2 separate regions of the Mus musculus genome follow, and region 1 is linked to region 2. Evidence: chromatin loops called from intact Hi-C (ENCODE). Cell type or tissue: left cerebral cortex. All regions are shown on one strand. Each heading gives the region's core, and the rest is flanking DNA. Links, peaks and the distances in the headings are about the cores only. Region 1 overlaps Pkd1l1. Region 2 overlaps Tns3 (tensin 3).

The links. Hi-C counts contacts between places; a loop is a spot of excess contacts. Peaks named below come from ENCODE experiments on the same cell type or tissue, not always from the same donor. Only the 100,000 strongest peaks of a DNase experiment are listed, where the experiment ranks them.
Region 1: it touches region 2 in a loop (9-fold over the local background); 27 of 42 quality-filtered maps call a loop at or near these places.

The regions. Positions count from the first base shown.
Region 1 is chr11:8,953,123-8,960,572 of GRCm38, forward strand. It overlaps Pkd1l1, which reads right to left. Exons shown (of 52, transcript XM_017314870.1): 8 at 5,729-5,861; 9 at 740-946. Among named protein-coding and RNA genes, the nearest start is that of Pkd1l1, 18 kb to the right of the region's middle. In left cerebral cortex, for the core only: a CTCF peak has its summit at 4,113 (motif pointing left); DNase peaks (open chromatin) are centred at 4,062 and 5,130; H3K27ac peaks cover 459 bases.
Region 2 is chr11:8,532,270-8,539,719 of GRCm38, forward strand. Tns3 (tensin 3) reads right to left here. Exons shown (of 31, transcript NM_001083587.1): 10 at 5,734-5,817; 11 at 128-240. Among named protein-coding and RNA genes, the nearest start is that of Tns3, 130 kb to the right of the region's middle. In left cerebral cortex, for the core only: a CTCF peak has its summit at 2,795 (motif pointing right); a DNase peak (open chromatin) is centred at 2,818.

The DNA.
Region 1 (7,450 bases), core at 3,071-5,570, 420 kb after region 2:
GGCCTCTGGTGGACATCCTCCCTTTTCTTCCCTAAATGCAGCATCAATACTCTTCTTCTATTCCTCTACCAGCACAGGGTTAGTTCAAAGTAGGCGCACAGTCTTTAAAAAGACAGAAATAGGGCTGGTGAGATGGCTCAGCGGTTAAGAGCACCGACTGCTCTTCCAAAGGTCCTGAGTTCAAATCCCAGCAACCACATGGTGGCTCATAACCATCCGTAACGAAATCTGATGCCCTCTTCTGGAGTGTCTGAAGACAGCTACAGTGTAATTATATATAATAAATAAATAAATAAATATTTTTAAAAAAGACAGAAATAGTTTTTTGTTGATTACTTGAACAAAATTAGAACATATATTCTCTGGAAAATTAAAAGATTGTGTGTGTGTGTGTGTGTGTGTGTGTGTATGTATGTGTGTGTGTTTGCACATGTGCACACATGTGCACCAGCCTACGTAGTGATTCATTCCCCTGTCTCTACCTCTCCCCGCAAGTACTAGGGTTACACATACACATTGTATACATTGTCACCCTTGTGCGATGAATGCTCTTCCTCAGTGAGCTACTTTTCCAGCTAAATGAAAGATTTTTTTAAAAATTCTACCCATACCTTAAACAATAACAACAATAACAGCAGCAGCAGCAATTCCCTTGCATTGGCTAAAAGAGGTTTTCTCTAGAGCTTGTGGAGAGGATTGGTTGGCTTGTCAGGGCTCGTGGAACAGTGTGTGAGCTGACCTTGGCGATGGCGGTGTAGTTCCCACATTCCAGTGTGTAGCTTGGGAGCATGATGGTCTGTCTGCGGGTGTTGACAGCAGTAGGGAGGGTAACAGTGGTCATCTCAGCACTCACAAAGCTCCAGGTGTAGGAAAGCCCTTGGGAAATGTTACAGAGGATGGCAGCTTCAAATGTCACTCCTAGTCTCAGGGGCTGAGACCTCCATATCTGGGAATTGACAAGACGGGTCATGTCACTGAATGCCAACCCTGATGGTACAGCAAGCGGTTAGAAGTGTAAATGGCTGGCCATCATTTACCCCAGTAAATACCCAGAAGATGCTCCAACATGTAATAAGGACACATGCTCCACTATGTGTATAGCAGCCTTATTTATAAAGGCCAGGAGTTAGAAAGAACTCAGATGTCCCTCAACAGAGGAATGGATACAGAAAATGTGGTACATTTACACAGTGGAGTACTCAGCTATTAAAAACAATGAATTTATGACATTCTTAGGTAAATGGATGGATCTGGAGGATATCAACCTGAGTGAGGTAACCCAATCACAAAAGAACACACATGATATGCACTCACTGATAAGTGGGTATTAGCCCAGAAGCTCGGAATACCCAAGATACAATTTGAAAACCACATGAAGGAAGACCAAAATGTGGATACTTTGATCCTTCTTAGAAGGGGGAACAAAATACCCATGGAATACAGAGACAAAGTGTCGAGCACAGACTGAATGAATGACCATTCAGAGACTGCCCCACCTAGGGATCCATCCCATATACAGTCACCAAACCCAGACACTGTTGTGGATACCAACAAGAGCTTGCTGACAGGAGCCTGATATAGCTGTCTCCTGAGAGGTTCTGCCAGTGCCTGACAAATACAGAAGTGGATGTTCACAGCCATCCATTGGACAGAGCACAGGGTCCCCAGTGAAGGAGCTAAAGAAAGTACCGAAGGAGCTGAAGGGGTTTGCAACCCATAGGAGGAACAACAATATGAACTAACCAGTACCCCCAGAGTTCCCAGGGACTAAACCACCAACCAAAGAAAACACATGGTGGGACTTATGGCTCTAGCTGCATATGTAGCAGAGGATGGCCTAGTTGATTATCAATGGGAGAAGAGGCCCTTGTGAAGGCTCTATGCCCTAGTATAGGGGAATGCCAGGGCCAGGAAGCAGGAATGGGTAGGTTGGGGTACAGGGGGAAGGGGGAGAGGATTTTTGGAGGGGAAACCAGGAAAGGGAATAACATTTGAAATGTAAATAAAGAAAATATGTAATAAAAAAAAGGGAGTGTAAATCTCTGGCCATTATTTGTATAACTGCTGGTTGAGACTTGGGGCTGGACTTTAGATAGCACCAGTAACCAGTACATTTAGTTTACATGCAAAAGTAAACAGTATATACATACACACACACACACACACACACATATATATATATACATACATATATATATATATACACATATATATACACACATATATATACACACATATATACACATATATACACACACACATATATATACATATATGTGTATACACATACACATGTGTATATATGTATATACATACACATGTGTATATATGTATACACACATGTGTATATATGTATACACACATGTATATATGTATATATACACACATATGTATATATATGCATATGTATATACACACATATGTATATATGTATATACATATATATTTTTTTGCCTGCTATGAGTATGTAAATGTAAATACTTACTTTTTCTTTCAAGAATGAGGCTAATTAAAAATGTCAAAGGAAAAGTTACCAGATTTGATTACATTACAATGTCTTTTAATTGTTATTTGTTTGTATATTTATTATGGACCTCACAGCTGTGTTGCTCTTCCCAAGCACTTTATGCCCCATCCTCTGGGACAGTAGCTATCATCCTTCCCTCAGCATACCTGGCCTGACTGTTATTTGTCCCTGAATATGGAAAAGCATTCAGGGCATGCCAACCTTAGGAGGGAGGCTGTCCAGCCAGGGACCCCTCCAGTTCTGGGGCTGATGCTAGGAGCAAGGGCTCCCCCTGGAGGATGTTCTGTTTAATTAGAATGAGAAAACTGAAAAATGGGATTTTAAGTTTCTAGCACCCTTAGTGTTAGCTTCCCTAGCCTTCTGTCCTCCTCCCCTCTGTTGTTCCCCTTAAAGCATGACACTCCAGGGAAATCCCGAGACTCAGGAGTACTTGGCCAATACAAAACAGACTCTATATTTTTGTGGGTGTGTCTTTTGTTTTAATATTTTGTCTTATAATTCTTTTCTGTTTTTGGTTTATCTGTTCTGAGTTTTGCTGTTTTTCTTATTTTTGTTTTGGGGGAGAAGGAACACAAAATTGGGTGGGTAGGGAGGTGGGGAGAATCTGGAAGGACGGGAGGGAGGGAAACAATATGGTTAAAATATATCAGAAAATTTAATTAAATGTATTTAAAGGTAAAGGAAGGTATTAGTTGCCTTCCTCCCACCTACTGACTGGGACATTTAGTCTTAAATTTTAGTTGAAATATAGTTTCTTATAAAGAAAACACAGATGATATAAAGACTGGAAAAGTTAGAAAAACAGGAGAAAGAATTTATAGCCTTATAGCTGGGAAACTTACCTTTTGTATTCTGTAGGTGGTACCATTTAAACGATTGTCAGTTCTTTTCATTGTTCTACTCTGAACATGATTTCATTATAGGACTTGCAACAAAGCCACTGGACTAACACAGTAAATGGAAATTTGTAATATTCTCAGATTTCAGACTTCATATATATAAATGATAATATGAATTAAGCCATACAATTTCCACTGGGGTGGGAGTTGGCTCTGAATGGGTGCACAGTAGAACTTGGCAAGCAAAAGTGAAGTTTCCAGGAAAGACATTCTGTCACTCAGCTCGGTGACATGGAGACGCCAAGGATACGGAGAAAGAGGTATGCATAGAGCACTGCAGGCTAAAGAGATAGTCACAGATTGCCACATGCTATTTGTCGTAATAGAAAATTAGGAACAATCAAAGTTCGGTTGTGAGGAACTTGAGAAATGGTGTAGAATTTGTACACATAATCCAATATATGCCACTGTTAAAAATCATGTAGTCAAAAAGCCAGTGGTCATGCTATAACAATTACTCAAATGTTGTGAAAGACATATATATTAAAAAGGCGCATAACAACTCCACACATAAAAAACCATAGCAGGGCGCTGGAGAAAGGACTAGGTGGATGACAGTGTTTCCTCCTCTTGCAGGGGCAGGGAAGTGGGGGCTGGAGACTAAGTCTTCTTTCCAGGACCCATGTTGGGAGGCTCACAGCCTTCTGCAACTCCAGCGCCAAGGCACATGGCGCCCTCTGCTGGTCTGGGCAAGCACCTGCACTCATGCACTCATATCCACACACACGTGATTTTAAAATAAAGGTAAATCCATTTTTAAGTCAATAAAAAATAAAATAAATACACTTATCTCTTGCTGTCTGGATTTCACACAATTCCATTTTTATACTCTTAGAAAACACGGAAAATATAAAATACAAATGGAGTCATCAATATTGTTTTCCTTCTCTTACAGAAAAGCTCAAATGAAAGTGTTTTACAGATTAAAAATTAAGTTCTCTTATTATTTATACTGTGTTTGCCTCTGTGTGTCCATTGAAAGTAAGTATAAATTAAAGCAAACAATAGATACAGGTGCAGGAATAGGAGTCTGTAGTTCCACTGTGCAAGAGGCCAAGGCAGGAAAACTGAGAGTTCTGGGATAGCTTGGGTAGTACATTGAATTTAAAGACAATCTGGGCTACATTGTGATACCAAACCTCAAATAAAATAAAATAAAATAAAATAAAATAAAATAAAATAAAATAAAATAGACGATGGATATGTAGCAGAGGGTGGCCTTGTTGGGCATCAATGGGAGGAGGGGCCCCTGGTCCTGTGAAGTCTTGATACCCCGTTGTAGGAGAATGCCAGGGTGGGGAGGCAGGAGTGGGTGTGTGGGGGAGCCCCCTCATAGAAATGGGGGGAAACCGGGAAAGGGGATAACATTTGAAATGTAAATAAATAAAATATCCAATAAAAATACTTAAAAATAAAATAAAATAAAAATAAATTAAATAAGATAACAACATTAAGAAAATATTCTTTAAAGCAAAACAAAATCAAACAAAGGAACAACATCATCTTTCCATCAGAGTGAGACTTCCAGTCAGAGCCCTGCAAGCTGTAGCCTTTCCCTGAATCCCTTGAGTTTTGGTCCATCCCTCACACAGAGAGCACAGAAGAGCCTGACACCATGGAATGCTGGCCTCTAGAGCTGCAGAGCTCTTGCCTCAGGGGACATGGACACTTGGAAGGCCTGCCCAGGGCAATCCCATACCCGCTTTGAAATCTACTGCCCTCTGGGGCTGCTGGGACCTGAAGTACCCAGGGCTGGCAGCTGATCCATTAGAGATAGCATTCTGGCAAACGCTCAGCTTTGAGTTCGCCTTCCCAAGTGTCAGGCTGGACTGGACACCTTTGACCTGAAAGTAAAACTGTCTGAAATCAAAGTCCTCAAAGGACTGCAAGAAATCAAAGGCAGCCTTCTTTTTCCTACTCTGTCGTTAATACTCAGCATATAATTGGTCATTTCTTTTAATTGTGGTGTCAAATTTTTCTTTTTACTGAAAATGCTATCATTCTATGCATAACCAAAAAAAAAAAAAAAAAAAAAAAAAGGCTACTCAAAGCAAGCTGAGCTGAGCGTCAAGAGTCATATAGGCAAATAAAAGACGTATTCAGCCACCAGAAACCAGGCTTCCGTCCCGGTGCAGGCTTTCCCTGCTCAGGAACCAGCTCCAAAGCCCTCACAGTGACTCTTTTGTGCTGAGCGCAGCAGAACAAACTTAACAAGCTTCCTTCATTCCCCAGCGAGCTCAGCAACTTGGAAGCAGCCTAGAGCGAGGTAGGCAGGATGATGAGTCCTTAAGCCCAGCCCTACCTGCACCTTCGCAGGCCCCATGTTCTTCACTGGGGGTGGTTGGCAAGGCTCCCGCACGATGAAAAGCTGCTTTCTTAGGGTAGTGGAGCTGACATTATTGAAGGCAAGGACTTCAACTGTAAACTCTCCCTCCCTGGAAGGGTAGAAAGCAGAGAATAAAGAGATTGAGGTTGTTGTACATCGGTTCTCAATCCCTCTTTATAGCCTCAGGACCCCTCACCCAAGTGTACTGTTCCTGAAGTTGCTTTTGCTTGTGGTATTCTATAACAGCGACAGAACAGTAACTAACACTCTTCTGCACACTTATTCAAGAATATTCCTCTGCAGCAGCGCCATGCTAGTCTGAGGCTTGGCCTTGACCATGCTTATCTCTGGCAGCTATGAAAACTGGACACTCATTGGAAGGACTTGATCCACTTAAGACCTAGGATCCTCCCTAGCCAGAGACTCCGCTAAGAACAACTGGCCTGCTTCTCGGACGTCCCCATACTCCCAACCTTGAGTATCATTTGCACGTGTGCTTTTGCATTAAAGAAAACCTTCTGAGACAATGATTTTGGACAAAGGCAATCAGATACAACTTATCTTTCTAATCTAGCTAGGTTCTGGACAATGATGCCACAGTCAATGAAGTATTGCATATGACATGACAAGGGTTCCTGGGATTAAAATAAGGCAGAATGTTTTGTATTTCTTAGTGATACCATAGCCGTGGTGGTTTGGCTATGCTTGACCCAGGAAGTGGCACTATTTGGAAGTGTGACTGTTGGAGTAGATGTGGCCTTGTTGGAGTAAGTGTGTCACTCTGTGGATGGGCTTTGAGAGACCTTCCTCTTAGCTGCCTAGAAGCCTGTCTGCTCTAGGCTTCCTTTGTATGAAGATGTAGAAGTCTGAGCTCCTCCAGTGCTATGTCTACCTAGATGCTGCCATGCTTCCACCTTGATAATGGACTGAGCCTCTGAACCTGTAAGCCAGCCCCAATTGTCTTGTAATAAGAGTTGCCTTGGTCATGGTGTCTGTTCACAGCAGAAAAACCCTAAGACAGAAATTGTTACCAGGGACTGGGTTATTGCAATGATAGGCCTAACCATGCTTTTCTTTGGAAGAATATGGATTTGGGGACTTTGGATTTGGAAAGCAGTGGAATGCTTTAAGTGGGGCTTAATGGGACATCCTAGTGGGAATATGGAAGGGTGCTGCTAAGGGTGATTTGAATTGTGGAAGTCTGACTCTAGAGGTTTCAGAGGTCCAGTCCATTATCATCAAGTTGGGAACACGGTAGCATCTAAGCAGGCATGGCGCTGGAGGAGCTGAGAGTTCTACATCTTCATACAAAGGAAGCCTGGAGCAGACTGGCTTCCAGGCAGCTAGGAGGAAGGTCTCTCAAAGCCTACCCCTACAATGACACACTTCCTTCAACAAGGACTACTACAAGGCCACACCTCCAAATAGTGCCACTTCCTGGGCCAAGCATATTCAAACCACCACAATAGCTGTCATAATATAAACAGAAAGTAATTTCTTTTGTGTTTGTGGTGATACTGCAGTGAACTCAATTCCCACATTGCCAGAACAAGCAAGAATGGGCAGTACATGGATGATGATAAAAATGGCTATGCTGTTGCCTTATATATTTATGAACTATATTTTTCAGAGAATGTACACTTACTTACAAAAAGAAATGCATCCTATAAAACAGCATTAGCTGGTAGTCTTTACCTA
Region 2 (7,450 bases), core at 1,827-4,326:
TCTTTGTAATCCCCAAGCTGGAGCTCTGCTGACACACTGTAACCATAGCAACAGAACCTAGGTATCCCAGGAGGAAAGGGCTGCTTGTTGAGGGCTCTCTCTAGTCTAGGCTGGGGAAGTCTCTCACCTCCTCCAGTGTCAAAGCTGGGGACACCATGCATGATGACGAAGTGTAGGAACAGAGGTGAGGTGTTCATCTTCATGGCTCCAGACAGTAGCCCGCTGAGAAACTGCACGTACCTGCAGGAGACAGCGGCTAAGACTCCACAGCCAATTCACAGCTGCTGAGTCTAGCGGCAGGCAGTACAGAATGGGAACTGCATCTGGAGATCCTGGGGACACCTTGTCCCACTGTATACAAGGAACAATTAATTATCATCCTATGCTTGTCATGGGGAGTCACTGCTTCACTGAGGCTCCGCCCACAGCTCTGAGAACTGCTGACGTCATCGTCATTTTTTGTTTGTTTGGTTGGTTGGTTGGTTGGTTTTTCGAAGACAGGGTTTCTCTGTATAGCTCTGGCTGTCCTGGAACTCACTTTGTAGACCAGGCTGGCCTCGAACTCAGAAATCCGCCTGCCTCTGCCTCCTGAGTGCTGGGATCTCTTTCACACATGGATGCTCACACCTTGGAGGTCTCCTCACCTGTTCCCAAGCCCATCACCAGCAAGGCCAGCATGGCAAACAGAGTGACATGGGGCATGCCAGCTGCTCATTCCACACACATGAGCCATGACGAGCAGCTGGTATCAATGGCCCCTAACCTCCTGCTCTCACACACACACACACACACACACACACACACACACACACCACACACAAACCACACACCACACACCACACACCACACACACATCTCCAAAGCACTCTCATCTCAGCTGAGGTTCACCCATGGCCACTCATATATACTGAAGATGTGAATTTTGCCATATGGACTCTGGCACTGACTTCAATTGTCCAAGCTGACTGTCACAGCCCTCCACATACATGTCAGTCAAGAGTGAGGTTTCTACGCTGTGTATGATCAAAGGTCCCTCATAAAGCAATGACCGGAGTATGAGCTGTACCCTTGCCACGGCCTGATGGTCCCCTGGCCTCCAGCATTCCTTCCTCTGCCCTCCCTGGCATAACTGTATCCTGCTCCCATGGAAGCCCTGAGGTAGCCAATGCCCTAAGGCCCAATCCTCACCAGAGCCTTCAAGATGTCTCTTGGGATCTGTCTGCTTTCTTGCCTTTCTCCAACAAAGTACTACACTCATTGCAAGAAGGAAGAAATGACCTGCTATCAAACTAATGGTCCATGCAGCGAGCAGGAAGCAGGAAGTGACATTCACCAAGCCCCTGGATGAACACAGTCAGTCATGGGCTCTACCTTAGAACAAAAACACTTCAAATGCCCACTGGAATGCAGACCGAGATCATGGTTAAACAGCTGAGTTGGAGGCAAAATAAACCAAACAGAAAACTTTTAGTGCTTTCCCAACTTAGAAACACCCTTATGGAAAGCTTTAATATAATCCACAAGCATTCCCTTCACTGTAGGGAAAACCCACAGTGACAGACAGGTGGTGACAGCATCCCACAGTTCCAGTGGCACATTGCTACATTGTTACAATGAAGGCAAAACTTCCCAAGTGACAGAAGCCTGGTGTCCTTCCCCAGAAACTCAGGTAAGCAGGCCATGGGTGTCCAGCCCCAGGAGTTTACTCTGACTGCAAAGGTTCCGAGCCTCCTATAGAGAAGTGCAGGATGGGAGAACCAGCTTGTGACCCGTCAGCTGCGCTCTGTACACAGCAGAGCTCATCAGTCCCCTTGGGTGGGTGGCCTTGAGCAAAGGTAATGGACTTACACACAAGGCCTGGGTAGAATACCGAAGACCCTACTTAAGATAGCTCTGCCCTCTTCCCAGCTCTGGGCAATCCTGGACACTAGGAAATGTATGTCCTTATCTTTCCTGTGAAGGGACTCTGTGGTAATCCAGACCTGCTGTGGGTGGCTCTTCCATGACTCCCTCAAATAAGACAGACCTTCACACAGAGGGACTTGGAAGTTCAAGGGCTCTGTGTTGGTAATGGTCACTTCCTTCTCCGATGCACATCCAACATTTCCTCAGACATGGCAAATCCTATGTGGCTCTGCAACCTGAAGATTTGTGACTCCCACTCTCTGTTTTGTTTTGGTTTTCTTTTTTTTTGGGGGGGGGGGTTGAGACAGGGTTTCTCTGTGTAGCCCTGGCTGTCCTGAAACTCACTCTGTAGACCAGGCTGGCCTCGAACTCAGAAATCCGCCTGCCTCTGCCTCTGCCTCCCAAGTGCTGGGATTAAAGTTGTGCACCACCACCGCCCAACTGACTCCCACTCTCTTTATGAGACACTCTTCAGGGATCTGAGACTTCTCCCTGCCCAGAGGCCACCAGCTCCTAACAATACTACAGGTGGGAGGCTTTCATGATGTCGGTTGACTCTCTGGGATTGCTATCCCAAGTGTTTTTTGGTTTGGTGTCCCCTGTCCCCACTCCCAGGCATGGTAACATACCTGTGATCCCAGCACTACAGAAACAGAGGCAGAAAAATCACAGGTTTAAGATTATCTCAGGCTACACAAGACCCTCCCTAAAAAATAAATAACTAAATAAAATAAAAACAAAAAGAAAAAGCAGTACGCCTTCCATTGTACAGCAACAGCTAGTAACAGCAGAAGTGTGCTTCTACACAAGCTTGCTCATGAGGAAGCTGTGACAGAGTCACTCAAGGACCAGGTCTCAGTCTTCCTCATTGAAACTTACTCTTAATGACTGTCATCTTCCCAGCCGCCCACTAGGGGGTGCTCAGCTCACAGTGGACCCACGCAAAGAGAACCCACAGTAAGAACGTCTACACAGGTTCTAAGTCCAAGGTTTCAACCAGGTATACACACACAAACACACACACACACACACACACACACACACACACACACACACACACACACACACACACACACACTCACACTCACACTCACACAGGTTAGAGGCATTTAGGATAAAGGAGATTAGAACTATATACAACTAGAGAATATGCCCTGTGGCCTGAGAGATGGACATGGTTCAGGCTACCATGAATGGCTTTTCTGTGGGTTCAGGCCTCATGCATGAGTAGTCCCTGAGATAGGGAGACAGAGACAGGGGGATCCCTGGGACTCTATACTTAGGCTGCAGGTCAGTGAGAGGTCCTTCTCCAAATAACCAAGGTGGATGGCACCTGAGGAATGACACCCAAGGTTGACCTCTGACCTCCATTAATTGTTTGAGCTACCTTGAAGATGGAAAGAACTAGGTAAGTGGGTGGTACTGAGAGGTGGGGGATCAGAAAGCTGCACCCAAGTCGTGACTGAAGATTATATGCTCAGAAAATAGTGGGAAAGGGGAGGGAGCTCCAGGATTTCAGGGCACAGGCTGACCCTGCTTTCCCTCAAGAATACCACTTGTCAAGACACATCTTGACCACTGCACGGCAGAGGGTGTGGTTTGGGGGACTGTCCTTATTCTTATGTCCTGGAGGATAAGAACCCCGATCTTTACCTGAGACGTGCAGGTTCTATCTGGGGTTGCTACCCCATGTGTCCCTAATGATTCCCTATGCAGTACAACTGGGGCAGTGTAACAGCTAGGCGCTCAGTGTTCAGTGTAACAGCTAGGCATTCCGTATACGCTGTGTTCAGTGTTATATGGAACCTAGAAGGTTTAGAGTGGATGGACAGTCAGCTGCAAAGAAGAAAGGAAAGTGGATGAACTGAAGACCATCATGGTAATATGTCTTCTCTCATATGTGAACCTAGATTTCACGTATGTGTACACACACACAACTGTCTGGGGGAAGAAAGAGGACCAGTGGGAAGAGGATAAGAGGTATAAATATAAGAATAATGCATAATACACATCTATCAAATGTTATAATGAAATCTATTATTTTATACACTAATAAAAATTTGAAAACGCACAGGGTACACAACACAAAAGAATACACATCAGCTCTACACAAATTCCAGGCCATTTTATGTAAGGGCCTTGAGCATCTGCAGGTTATAGGTAGGCTCTAGATCCAGTCCTCTTTGGAAGGTCCTGGTGATGCCTTCTTTTTCCATGGTTGCTTAAAATGTTGAGACAGCCACAAGTCCTAAATTTCTCCCTCATCCTCAATAGACTTAACTGTGATCTTTACTTTGAAATAATTTCTGCACTTTGGTCCTAACATAACCTGCAGAACAGCAGCCCTGCCCACAGGCATTCAGAAAACAGTGGGATGCACAGCCCATGAATGCAATCGTCACCTTCTCCTGGTCTCTCCCATGTTTCCTGAGGTTTATTTATCCCAGTTGCTAGACCACTCAATAATTATTTGGTTTGTGTCTTCTAATGCAGGCACCAGGCAAGCTGGCAAGAAAAGAGGCAGAAAGAAGGCAGCCCTAATCTCAAGGGCAGAGCAGTGAACTGGAATGCAAACTTGAACCCTGCTGAGCTGGAAGCACTTTAAAATGAGATGTTTTCCCTCTTTCTCCTTCACACTTCCCAGTATCACTAGAAGCTATCCCTTCTATAAGTAGTGAGCCCTGGCGGCCACACCTGCCTGCTGAGTCCTTGCATTTGTGGGAGTTGCATCTTGTTTGCACCTCAGCTTCTGTGCAGGTCTTAGGAATGTTGCCATTTTGGAAACTGCTCAGTGGAAAAATAATAGTTCATGGGTTCATAACCGAACAGGGGCTGCTCGAGTGGAATAAATCACCATAATATACTCAAGTCTGGAAAAGCTGCTTCCCTGTCAGGGCCTGTTGCTAAAACAGACCATACCCTGGCTCCAACCCACGGTCCCAAAATGTAGCCCACATTCTTTCAAACCGAAAACTGTCTGAGTGAGCCCAGACCACTGGAATCATCGTGTCTGCTGGCCCAGCGGCATTTGTATTAGAGAAAGCAGATGGAAAGGATCAACACTCACAGACAAAGGTTTGGGGCTAAAACAAAATCTTATCTCCAAGCTGGGGGCCATTTTACAGCTGCCTTCAGAATTCTTGGACAAATTCTGAAGTTAAGACAAAACTACAATGCAATTATGTGAGTGCCTCAAAAAGAGAAAGCCCTGTTCTCTGACTGCTACACTCCAACATTTCAGGGGCTACTATGTGTTGCAGCCAGAACAGGCTGGCAGGGAACAGCCAAGAGAAATTCTCTCCAGCTTCAACAAGCTGACACTGTAGAATAGAAGTCAGCCTATGATGATCTGATACCCCACGCTTGTCAATAAAGCTTAACTAGAACACAATCAGGCTGATTCATTTCCATACTAGATATGTCTCTAACATTGATGTTAGAACACTGGTGAGCTAAAACCACAGTCTGAAACATCCACCCTCTAGTCTCTCTACCAAGCCCCCTGATCCCTGTTCTAGCAGACAGAAATGAGTTCAACATGGCTGGCTGTAGACAGCAAAGCTCACTATCTGAAGGAGACAAGGATTCTCAGGGCTGAACTGAGCTGTGGCTCTGTGTCTTCCTCTCTGGGAATGAGCCACGGGTGAGAGCACACAGGTTCTTACCAGACACGAGGCTTTTACTAAACACGTAGGCCTATGAGACTCATATCCTTGCCTTGGGAACCAGCAAAGCCCTCCCTCATACTCTTAGGTAAGACACAATGGTTGTGCAGAGAGAAGTTGTCAGAGAATATTCATCTGGCCCCAAGGATAGATAGATACATACCGCTTCTGGGAGGGCTCCATTAAAGCTGAAATTTTGTCATCATAAAACTTCTTCATTGCAAACCTGTCCAGTGCCTGGTCAGCACTGGGGAAGCAGGGAGGGAGAGAGAGGGGTGAGAAGAATAAGTAAGTATGTCAGGTCAGTGGTATGCCCAGCCCCTCATGGATGAATGACTGGGGTGCACATCCTACGTCGGTCAGTGACCTTCTTCCACAAGGAGCTGTACCTGTCCATGCACCGTCTTTCTGCATGAGTGCACTCAGTTCAAAGCAGGAGCCATGCTGAACTCCTGTCTGAACTACATTATCTAAGGGTGTGATACTTAGATGTACCACTGTCTCACAGGGAGAGGAATGGGCTGCAGGCCCCAGCCGCAGGACCCTTCGGAAAAAGCCTAGAATGTGCACAGAAGGAAGGAAGTCTTGGAAGTATAATATGTGACACTGCTAAGCAGCTTCAAAGAAAGCCTGGAGTTGAGAACGGGGCAGGGTTGGTGGCTGGGAAGGGTGTGTAGGGCCTTGGGCTTCATGTAACTTCACAGAAAGTCAATCTACTTTCTAACAGCCTACCTGACCTTCAGACACCAGCCCCAATGTTCAGAGTAGAATTTACAGACCCTTCTGGGAAACCTCACTGTGGGGCATCCTAGGGTCACTGAGCTGCCTAAAACCATGAAATAAGACTTACTGAAAACAAAGGTATCTTTTAAAATCTCATAGGCAGCCAGACACAGTGGTACGTGCCTTTAATCGAAGCACTCGGAGGGCAGAGGCAGGCAAAGGTCTGAGTTCTAGGCCAGGTGGGTCTACACAGTGAGACCCTGTCTCAAAAAACAAACAAACAATAACAAATCAGATAGGTAGAAAAGTTCTCCATTGGGAAAAAAAAATGACATGTTTAGGAATTCTGAACATAACATTTTCAAAATATATGCAAAAATAAGAAGGACAAAGGAAAACACTCTAAATTAAGTCCAGTGTGAGTGACCACTGACTTCACCCCATGTGTTTGTCTCAACACAGGGCTTGGCCAGTGAGGCTGTCACAGACGGAGGAGGGTCCATCTGAGCCCAGAACGTGTCAAAGAGTAAGTGCATAGGTCTTTCAGGTTAGAAGACACAGTTTCATATCTAGTCTTTGACTGCTAGGCACTGTCTTTTCTGTGATCCCATCATTTGAGTAACTGCTGGGGAAGCAACCTAGCCAGTGTTAATGCTCATGGGTCACAGGATGCTTAGTGCTCTCGTAATGAGTTCTGGCTTCGTCTTCTAAACTCTTCAGAGTGCCTAGAACAAAAATGTGTTCTCTCTCTCTCTCTCTCTCTCTCTCTCTTTCTCTCTCTCTCTCTCTCTCTCTCTCTGTAACCTGCAGTTTCTGTTTGGGTTACTTGTCATTTGTGACACTTAAAATCAGGTGTGTCCCCTGTGGTGTCTAAAATATAACCTAAGGGGATAGGAAGATTCAGACACGTGGGAAAGCAGCACTTCTGGGTGCGAAAGAAAAGGGAAAGCAACCTGGCTAGGAAGATCTAGCAAATGCCTAGATAAGTAATGACCACGCCCACGGATTGCAGAGCCATACAGGGGGGTGCTTCCAAGATGGGATGTCCACCCACTTAACTGGAAAAGAACACTCTGACCTCTACTAAACAGCAATATTAGCTCAGACCCCAGTATGATGCTATAGGAAATGCTCTAGGGCTAGAGACATGCAGAATG